Linked DNA regions of Homo sapiens: regions 2 and 3 are each linked to region 1. Evidence: chromatin contacts called from ENCODE Hi-C or POLR2A ChIA-PET data. All regions are on one chromosome and are shown on one strand. The core of a region is the stretch at or near the end of the contact, and the rest is flanking DNA. Distances in the headings are between cores, read along the strand shown. Region 1 holds the start of TMEM201 (transmembrane protein 201). Region 2 holds the start of NMNAT1 (nicotinamide nucleotide adenylyltransferase 1). Region 3 has its middle 19 kb from the start of MIR34AHG.

Evidence for each region. A loop is a pair of places that touch in the nucleus more often than their neighbours do. ChIA-PET counts read pairs that join two places held with the same protein, here RNA polymerase II (POLR2A). Pooled maps may share reads with other maps.
Region 2: a loop to region 1 is called in a map of B cell, with 20 times the contacts of the local background. The contact joins the promoter of NMNAT1 here to the promoter of TMEM201 in region 1. A Hi-C loop is called at or near these places in 1 of 168 maps with a recorded cell type or tissue (B cell), 6 of 37 single-sample maps with no recorded cell type and 9 of 50 pooled maps. POLR2A ChIA-PET finds 5 or more read pairs at or near these places in 5 of 52 experiments (RWPE1, activated CD8-positive, alpha-beta T cell, activated CD8-positive, alpha-beta memory T cell and 2 more).
Region 3: a loop to region 1 is called in a pooled map, with 2.4 times the contacts of the local background. The contact joins the enhancer-like site here to the promoter of TMEM201 in region 1. A Hi-C loop is called at or near these places in 2 of 50 pooled maps. POLR2A ChIA-PET finds 5 or more read pairs at or near these places in 2 of 52 experiments (OCI-LY7 and activated T-cell).

The regions. Positions count from the first base shown.
Region 1 is chr1:9,586,853-9,590,167 of GRCh38, reverse strand. It overlaps TMEM201 (transmembrane protein 201), which reads right to left and starts at 1,257. Exons shown (of 11, transcript NM_001130924.3): 1 at 1,125-1,257. The coding sequence starts at 1,237. RefSeq lists silencers at 812-881, 1,042-1,241, 1,252-1,661.
Region 2 is chr1:9,941,314-9,944,787 of GRCh38, reverse strand. It overlaps NMNAT1 (nicotinamide nucleotide adenylyltransferase 1), which reads right to left and starts at 1,313. Exons shown (of 5, transcript NM_022787.4): 1 at 1,273-1,313. LZIC (leucine zipper and CTNNBIP1 domain containing) reads left to right here and starts at 1,397. Exons shown (of 8, transcript NM_032368.5): 1 at 1,397-1,539; 2 at 2,006-2,164. RefSeq lists enhancers at 1,228-1,797, 1,065-2,264, 1,798-2,368.
Region 3 is chr1:9,200,191-9,203,187 of GRCh38, reverse strand. No RefSeq gene overlaps it. Among named protein-coding and RNA genes, the nearest start is that of MIR34AHG, 19 kb to the right of the region's middle. Within about 2 kb of position 1,372, at least 6 of the 41 ENCODE cell types and tissues checked have a DNase peak (open chromatin) inside an H3K27ac peak, as active enhancers do.

The DNA of each region.
Region 1 (3,315 bases), core at 8-2,507:
CTGGGGTCACTCAATCCCCAGCTACCCTCCTCAGTCACATCTGGCCCATCCTCCAGACACAGCTGATGTCCCTCCCATGCCTTCCTCCTCTGGGAAGCCTCTGTGACTCAACCACCTGTACTTCTTTTTCCCCGTTTCCCCCCTGGAGGAGAGAAGCAGCACCGGTATGTGTTAAGGAAGAACAAACAGACCAGCCAGACGATCAGGGTTCAAACCCCAGCTCTGCCACTTGCTGCTGAGTGGGCAAGTCCCTTCTCCCCTTTTTCCTAAGGGTGTGAGCTCATTGCATCCCTTGCCGAAGCTGCAAACCCATCCACTCTTTCTAGGATGTTCTCACAACCCCACTTTCCCCCCTGCCCTCTGGAAAGGTGGATCAAGTGGAGAAACAGTAAGCTACCTGCGAGGCTCTGCTGAAGCAACAGGCCACTAAGCTTTTATGCCTGGCGATGGAGGCCGATGAAAGAGGCCGGATCTGAACCCGGGGGCCCGCATGGCCCGTGAGCCGGGCAGGGAGGAGGGTGGCCCCGGCCCGTCTTGAACTGTTTGGAGGCATCTCAGGCCTTGCCCACCTCTGGGAGGCAGCCCAGCCTCGGGGTCTGCCCTGCAGATTCCATCGGCTCAAACCATGATTCCTCTCATTAACAGCAAGTTACTGAGCCTCCCTGTCCCTCAGCTGCTCTAGCGTAAGCAGGGGCTGTGGCTCTGAAACGCGCGGATGCGAGGCGTGTAGAAAAACGCCCGGGACGTCACATGCCGAGCAGCAACCGCCAGCCGCGATCGCCAGCATCGCCGTGCACCGGGGCCCAGCACGGGGCTGAGGGCAGGGGCGGCCCGTGCGCACCGGCTCCAGCCCCCCGCGGCTCCCGGAGGAAGTTTGTGGCCCCCGCGCGGCGCTCTCGCCCGCGCCCCACGTTCCCGGAGTCCCCGCCGCTCCACTCGACTCCGCAGCCGCTTCCCGACTGCAGTCTCAACCCGGTCTCGGGGGGCGGCGGCGCGCGCCGGGGGTCTCCGCGCGCCCGCGGGCAGCCCGGGTCCCGGCCGAGGGGGGCAGCGGGCCGGGGCGGCGCGGGGGCGGGCCTGGCGGGCGGCGCAGAGGGCCGCGTGGGGCCGAACCATGCACTCACCTCCGCGCGATCCGGTAGAGCAACACGCCGGCCGCGGCGCACGCCGTGACCCCCAGGCCGCCGGCCAGGCCGGCCGTGGGGCAGCGGGCCAGCAGCGCGCTCACTCCCTCCATGGCTCTCCGCGTGGAAGGACGGCAGGCCGGCAGGGGGGTAGGCGGGTAGGCGGGTAGGCGGGTAGGCGGGCAGGCGGGCAGGCGGGCAGGCGGGCAGGAGGCGGTGACGCCGGGGGCGCGGGCCGCAGGCGGGACGCGGGGCGGCGACGCGCGCCTCCTCGCGCCGTGACCTTCGCCGCTTTGTAGCGGGCGCGGGCCCGCCCCCTGACTCGGCGCGCTCCCGTCGCGCAGCCAATCGGGACGAGGGGTGAGCCCGGGTGGGCGGGGCGGCGGCGGAAGCGACAGAGCCGGCCGGGGAGCGCCCCCGCGCGGCCGGAGGTGGAAGGCGGCGCGGGGAGGGCGGGGCACGGAGCCCTGTAGGAAAGCCCCGCCTTCTGCCTCCCGCGCCAGCCGCCAGGCCCGGAGGTCTGGCTGCAGACAGTCCACCGAGCTTCTGCTAAGGGGAGCATCTCCAGAGTACGCAACTGCTTGTAATTAGTCTTTTTCCCCCTCGCTAATCCTGTCTAGTCAAACCCAGCCTATGCGCCCAGTGCTGTTTAGCAGCTCCTTGAGCCGCTCTAATGGTTGAAAAACTAGCTTTTTAGAAACACGATCATCCACGGATAGGGACATGGTTGAATAAATCATAGGACAGCCATAGTTCGGAACATAATGCAACCATTAGAAAGAATGCCAGATCCAGGCAGGGCGCGGTGGCTCACGCCTGTAATCCCAGCACTTTGAGAGGCCGAGGCGGGCGGATCACGAGGTCAGGAGATCGAGACCATCCTGGCTAACACGGTGAAACCCCCTCTCTACTAAAAATACAAAAAATTAGCCGGGCGTGGTGGCGGGCGCCTGTAGTCCCAGCTACTCGGGAGGCTGAGGCAGGAGAATGGCGTGAACCCGGGAGGCGAAGCTTGCAGTGAGCCGAGATCGCGCCACTGCACTCCAGCCTGGGCGACAAAAGCGAGACTCCTTCTCAAAAAAGAAAGGAAAGGCAAGGAAAGAGAGAGAGAGAGAAAGAAGGAAGGAAGGAAGAAAGGAAAGAAGGAAGGAAAGAAGGAAAGAAAGAAAGGAAGAAAAGAAAAGAAAGCCAGATCTGGAGTTATTGGCATAGATGGATGATACATTGTTTTTAAAAAGCAACATGCAGGCAGGGCGCGGTGGCTCACACCTGTAATTCCAGCACTTTGGGAGGCCGAGGCGGGCGGATCACCTGAGGTCAGAAGTTCAAGACCAGCCTGGGCAACATGGTGAAACCCCATCTCTACTGAAAATACAAAAATTAGCCGGGCGTGGTGGTGCACACCTGTAATCCCAGCTACTCGGGAAGCTGAGGCACAAGAATCGCTTGAACCTGGGAGGCGGAGGTTGCAACGAGTCAAGATTGTGCCGCTGCATTCCAGCCTGGTGACAGGAGACTCCTTCTGAAAAAACAAAAACGACAACAAAAAAGCAACATGCAGGCCGGGCACATGGTGGCTCACGCCTGTAATTCCAGCATTTTGGGAGGCCGAGGCAGGCGGATCACAAGGTCAGGAGCTGGAGACCATCCTGACCAACATGGTGAAACCTGGTCTCCACTAAAAATACAAAAATTAGCTGGGTGTGGTGGTGGGCGCCTGTAGTCCCAGCTACATGGGAGGCTAAGGCAGGAGAATTGCTTGAACCCAGGAGGCGGAGGTTGCAGCGAGCTGAGGTTGCGTCACTGCACTCCAGCCTGGCAACAGAGTGAGACTCCATCTCAAAAAAAAAAAAAAAAAGAAAAAGAAAAAGAAAAAGCAACATGCAGATTGATTTTTAAATAATATCCAAAGCTTAAATAAAGCCTTATGTGCTTGTGGGAAGTGGAGAATAGTTAACACTGAACTGCAAACTGATTACCTGGTGGTGGGAGGAGATTCAAGGGGAAGAGTCACTGTGTTTCATTATTGATTTCAGCTAAATTACTAGTTTTAAAAAAGTAAACAGAAAATATTTGTATCTAATTACACACTATGTTCCAGTGTTCTGATCACTTTTTTTTTTTTGAGGTTAACATTGTAAACTCTTTGTGGGTAGTGATGGATTGAGGGCAAATGTTTTTTTGCTCCTGC
Region 2 (3,474 bases), core at 64-2,563, 350 kb before region 1:
CCATAATCAGACAGAACTAAGTGAAACAATTAGTTTTGGTAGAGTTCTGTGGTAATCATAGTTAGAAGTTTATCCTGGGTAGCTGAAATATAACTAACTTCAGACTCCAGGCCTGTCGGTGGCTTGTGCCAATCACCACAACACTTTGAGGGGCCAAGGCCAGAGGATCGCTTGAGCCCAGGAGTTCAAGGCTGCAGTGAGCTATGATCACACCACTGCACTCCAGCCTGGGCAACACAGCTCTTGTTTTTTAACAAGACATTGTTACTTAAAAAAAAACTGCCCTGATGAAACAATTCTACCATGAACACTGATGTTGTTCTGTGGACTACTTCAGGAAGATGGACTAAGAACATCATTAAATAGTTCCAACCAGTTTCTGGGTAATTTTATTTTTAATTTTTTGTTATGAGGGTCTTGCTATGTTGCCCAGCCTGGGCTCAAATGATCCTCCCACCGCGGGCTCTCAAAGTGCTGGGTTTACAGGTGTCACACCGCGACAGCCAAGGGTAACTTTTTTTTATTTTTATTTTTGAGATGGAGTCTCGAACTGTCGCCCCGGCTGGAGTGCAATGGCGCGATCTCGGCTCACTGTAACCTCCGCCTCCAGGATTCAAGCGATTCTCCTGCCTCAGCCTCCCGAGTAGCTGAGATTACAGGCGCCCACCACCACGCCCAGCTAATTTTTTGTATTTTTAGTAGAGACGGGGTTTCACTATGTTGGCCAGGCTGGTCTCGAACTCCTGACCTCGTGATCCGCCTGCCTCGGCCTCCCAAAGTGCTGGGATTACAGGCGTGAGCCACCGCGCCCGTCCAAGGGTAACTTTTTAAGAGCTGCCCTACAGCTCATTACCTCCTTCTCAAGGAGCATGAGTGTCAAACCACCTCCAGCAAAGTAGATGTAGTCTTTTACAGATTTGGAAAGAAGGATTTAGGAGGAAAGGGAAGTCGTTCGGAATGAAGGATTTCCTCCTCTGACGCCCAGCCGTCCCCCGTTAAGCCTAAAGGTGCCAGACCTCAAGACTCTTCTAGAAAGAGATTTTTCCTTTCCAAGGTGAATCCATCTGTTCCGAAGGTCAGAAGCTATTTTACCGAAGTTTTCCGTTCCACTGAAAAAATTAAGGGTCAATCAAAGCTCCTTGCCCCAAACCTGAATATGAGCTTGCCTCGGGTCATATTCGACTCTAAAGACTCCACCACACCATCCTGGACTCCCCTATATCTAGGACAAAAAGCGACCAGTTTCTCAGGGGCTCCTTGCGGGGAGCTTACCGCGCCCTCACTGTCCGCCGGCCCGAGTGCTACCGGAGATCACCAGCGGCCCGGACGCCAGCGAGTGGAACATCTCGGTCGCACTCTCATTGGTTCCAGGGGGCCGGAAGTGCGTGCGTCCAGCGGAAGTGCTCCCCCGGCGCGGTCCGCCAGGCCAGTGCCCTCAGGTAGGCGGGGCCCCTGGCCCTAAACTCTGGGACTGGCGGGCGGTCAGGCGGCACAGGGGGAATCCCGGGGGCCTAAGGAGGTTGTCCCAGTTTTTGTCAGGTAGGCCCGGAAGGAGTTTCGGGGACCATGGGTTTACGGCTACCTCTGGTGGCAATTGGGGCCTGTTGGAGCCCGGCCGCCGCGGGACCTACGTGCCGGACTTCAAGTTCCCGCGTGGGGTGGGATTTGCTGCGGTGGCCGGAGCTGATTCTTCACCCAGTCCTGTTGGTTCTGGGCCAAACCCTCCTCACTTTCAAGGAAGAGGCGTGCTCTCCGCCCTTACCTTTTCCAAGCCTCTGGGTTTGACGCCATCCCTCAAGGCGTGTCCGGATGCGGGATTTTCCTCAAAGACCCTCTCGGCCTCGCTAGGAAGAAACTCAGAAAGGCTGCGGTAGGCGCAGTCGAGGGGGAAAGTGCCCCCGCCCTTGATGTCTCAGGCTGCTCAAGTGGAAGTTATCTGGACTGCCTTAGGGCAAGTTTATATATAGCAAATAAAATTACTTGTTAATGGTTTCCTTTTTTCCAGCATCTCCACCCCGAGGTGGTTTGAACTTTGAGCCTTTTGTAGTCCTGATGAATAATTTCATTTTCCTCAAGTTTATGACACTCGGAACGTCAAGAACTGGAGGTTTGTGCAATTTGAGACCGGTCGGCACTGTGCAGAGATCAGAGTACTAAGAGACAGGTGAGCATGAATGAGGACCCTCCGCTCCAGATATAGTGTCTGAGAGCGGTTTCTGTAGTTTCGTAAAAGTGAAAAGTGCACCACATTTAGTGACTACTAGGTGGTGCCAACGAGTTAATCTTTCGGGGATAAATCTCAACTAATGTAGTACCAGGTTAAGGCTTTTAAAATGCACCCATTTTTACTGAAATGTATTCAGAATAGCTTTAGCTCCTTAAAATATGTTGAGCCTTTATATACGTGACCAAATTATCGACGTTCTATTCTGTATTAGGTACTGAGAAAGCTGAGAGAGGAATCAGACTCATATTCTGTTCTCCAGAGTTTAGTCAGAGGAGATAACGTATTATAATAAAATCATATATAATTAAAGGCAGAAATAAGTGCTAAATAGAGAATAAGATTTGAGCTGGGCGCGGTGACTCACGCCTGTAATCCCATCACTTTGGGAGACTGAGGCAAGTGGATCACCAGAGGTCAGGAGTTCAAGACTCGCCTGGACAACATGGTGAAACCCCATCTCTACTAAAAATACAAAAATTAGCCAGATGTGGTGACGCATGCCTGTAGTCCCAGCTACTGGAGAGGCTGAGGCAGGAGAATTGCTTGAACCCAGGAGGCTGAGGTTGCAGTGAGCCGAGATCGCGCCACTGCACTCCATCCTGGACGACAGAGCGAGACTCCGTCTCAAAAAAAATTTTAAAAAAAAAGATTTGAATGCTAAAGAAGAAGCAATCAATTCTCATTATTCATCTACCAGTTGTTTATTCGGCACTTTTTGTCTGTCCAAGATTGTGCTGGATGCTGGTGTATAAAGAAAAGGTAAAGGCCGGGTGCGGTGGCTCACGCCTGTAATCCCAGCACTTTGGGAGGCCGAGGCAGGCAGATCACGAGGGCAAGAGATCGAGACCATCCTGGCCAATATGGTGAAACCCGTCTCTCCTAAAAATACAAAAATTAGCTGGGCGTGGTAGTGCGTGCCTGTAATCCCAGCTACTTGGGAGGCCGAGGCAGGAGAATCTCTTCAACCTGGGAAGCGGAGGTTGCAGTGAGCCGAGATCGTGCCACTGCACTCCAGCCTGGCGACAGAGTGAGACTCCATCTCAAAAAAAAAAAAAAAAAAGGTAAAGGCTAGGCACGATAGCTTACACCTGTAATCCCAGCATTTTGGGAGGCTGAGGCAGGCGGATCACCTGAGGTCAGGAGTTTGAGACCAGCCTGGCCAACATGGTGAAACCTCATCTCTACTAAAAGTACAAAAATCAGCTGAGCGTGGTGGCGGGCACCTACATTCCCAGCTACTCGGGAGA
Region 3 (2,997 bases), core at 123-2,622, 390 kb after region 1:
CAAAAATAGAGATTTCCCAAACGGTTGAGAATTTGCCAGTGGATGGAGAGGAATTTTCCTCTTCTCTTCACCCCGGGTCTACCTCTGCCCTTCTTGATAAAGCAACGGTGTCAACTTGTCTGGTGCAAAGCAGACTGTCGGCTCATCACCTCTGCTCCTTCCTGGGCATCAGGCTGCAATTCTCAAACTTTTGAACAAGTCCCGCCTTCTCCAGAATTAAGGATTAAAGACTCTGCAGAGTCTCAATCTTCTGTTTTTGTTTTTGTTTTGTTTTGTTTTTTCAAGAAAAGCATCTTCAGGTGAACAAATCTGGGAGGTGGGGCAAAGCTTTGGACCTAGTTGTGTGAGAGCGTGGGGGAGGGAGGAGGCTCCGCGGAGAGGTGTCTCTATAGGAGTGAGCATCTTGCAGTGTCAGGGGTTTAAATTCAACCGGCGGGGGGCGGGTGCATGGTGGGGGAGACCATCCCTGCCTCCTGCAGCATTGACTCCCGGCACCATTTGGGTGCAGGGACCCAGCTGACACTTCTTATTTCGGGTCCTGCCTCTCCCGAAGCAGTCTGAACTTGCCAGCATCCAGGCAGGACGGCAGCAGCTGAGCAGAGGAGAGAGGTAACTTTCAGGGAGGGGTGTGTTGGTTTCTGGATGCTAGATCAGCTCATTGACACGCTCCTTGGATAGCCAGCAGAAAGATCCCCTTTCCTTTGGGTTTTAAAAAGCTTTCTCCCCTAAGAAGCCGGAGTCCTCTGCCTGCACTTTGCAGAAACTCTGGGCGCTAAGAACTCCATCCAGGTCCTTCCCCGTTGGCTTACCGGCACAGCACTGTGGGGAGAGCTGAGTCAGTTGCTCACAGGAGTAAATTTTTAGGAATAATTTTTTAAATTGCTGTTTGAATTCTTTTTTTTTTTAAAGATTGGGTTTCTTTCTCATGTTGGTTTTATGTTTGCACCTTGTATTTTAATTAAGCTACAAAGAGTATAAGTTTGTGGAGAAGATTTTGGTGGAGGTTTTACGATTAAAAAAAAAAACTACTCCATTGCAGTCCCGCTGCAGTCCCAGAAACCTGGTTTAACTGCAGAGGCTCTCACGGTACAGCCTGCTTCTCCTCTTTACCCTTGCCAGAGTCTGAGCGTCTGGTTCCCACCTGTCTGACTTCTCCAAGCCCCCCATCCCCATCTCCTTGCCCACCTACCCTCTGCGAAGGACCCCGGTAAGTTGGCTGATGTCGGTGACAGTGGGGTTTGAAGGAGAATTTGGACACTGCAGCTTTAAGAATGCCGTACTGCGAAATCTTTCTCCTTCAAGTGACTGCAGACCGCAGCAGCGGCAGAGGCAGCAGCGGCAGAGGCAGCAGCAGAAGGAGTCAGCTGGAGGAGGAGGAGGAGGAGGAGGAGGAGGAGGAGGAGGAAGGAGAGGAGGAGGGAAGGAGGGAAGGAGGGAGGGAAGGGGATGCAGCCCATTCTCAGGTCAGCTTGTTGGGTACCTCGGACCAGGGAGTGCTCAGCCCTGGGCAAATCCAAAGCACAATCAGGACGCTGACTTTGGGCTAGTTTCCCTCTCCCACATGCTGGGGGCGGAGACCCCGTGGACTTACTGATGAGTTGAGGCTTATTCCTTGCCTCAGTCGCGTGCCATCCTGCCGCGTGTGTTTGCGTCTGGTTAGCTGGCTCTCTCAGCCATGTGGAATTGGGCCGGAGAATGCGGGTCTGGTCTCTGTTGTGATCTTTCTCCAGCTTGGCTTGAAACCTGGGAACACTGACGCAGCCTTCATGGTCTTGTTCACTGGGGATGGAGGTTTTCTTCTTCCGGATTTACTGAGATGAGCTCTGGAGGGAAACTCGAATAGAATGATTAGTGGCCGCCGGGGCAGAGGCTGTAGCATTTAAGAAGGGGATGGACTGCTTCTGTGTTGGTAGCAGGTGTTGAATGATGGGAGCATTGGGTGCCAGGCAGAAGAGGAGGGGTCTCCATAAGGGGCTCGTCTAGATGGGACTGCACAAAAGCAGCAGGAAGCACACTTGGGACAGTGGCTCTTTCTGGGGAAGTACATAAGCAGCCTGAGACATGTGAGCTATGGTCTCTGGGACCCAGACTCCTATGCACCCAGCCAAAGGGCCTCCCCAAAGTCATTTGCTGCCTCAGTAGGTGCCGGCTGGAGGAGCTCCCAGGCTGGCACTGCTGAAGTGGCATTCCCTGACACGCAGAGCTCAGATCAGGTCTGCATGGGGGGCGACATTATACAGTGCCAACAGTGGCATCTGCCCAGGTGGTCCTGGGCACTGGAGGGCTGAGCTCCTTGTGATCCCTCCCAAAGCAAAAGGGTATCTTTTTACAAAGAAATTTTAGATCTCACCATAAATCACTCAAAGGATGTGCAGCAAACCTCTCAGATATAAGTTATCCAGGCAAGCCCCTGAAACAGCAGCTGGGCTTTTGGGAACGGCTGAGGCTGGTGGAGCCACATGACCCCTGTGGGTCCCTGCATTGTGTTCTGGTTCTCGCTATAGACAGGAGCCTGAATTGAAAGCTCGTGCTTAGAGAACCTGCCTGTACCGTGGCAGGAAGCTGCTGGCGTTGAAGCTCCCTGGGGCATGCAATGTGCTCATACCAAACACCTCAGTCATTTGGGGAAATTTGGGCTCATAGACAAATGTTTAATGAAGTCTTAGACCAAATCATCGCCTGGACTAGAAAAGCACTCTGCAGGCTGAACACAATTCCCTCCCCCAGAATTAGGAGCGACTTTCTACTGGCTGCTTTCGAAGTGCCCGTTCCCTCCTTGCAGCCCTGTCTCTTGCTCCATTTTAAAATACATTCCCTGTATATTGAAAACCATCTCTCCTTCTGTCCATCAATCTGCAGCAACTTAAATTTTCCAGACTAACGTGCTTGGCCACGAACGATTTTGAGCCCAGCACACCGAAACGAGTCATTGGGGTCCCACGCACTAGGGTCTTTTGAAGTCAGCATGGCAGGATGCTAAGGATGGAGACTCACCTG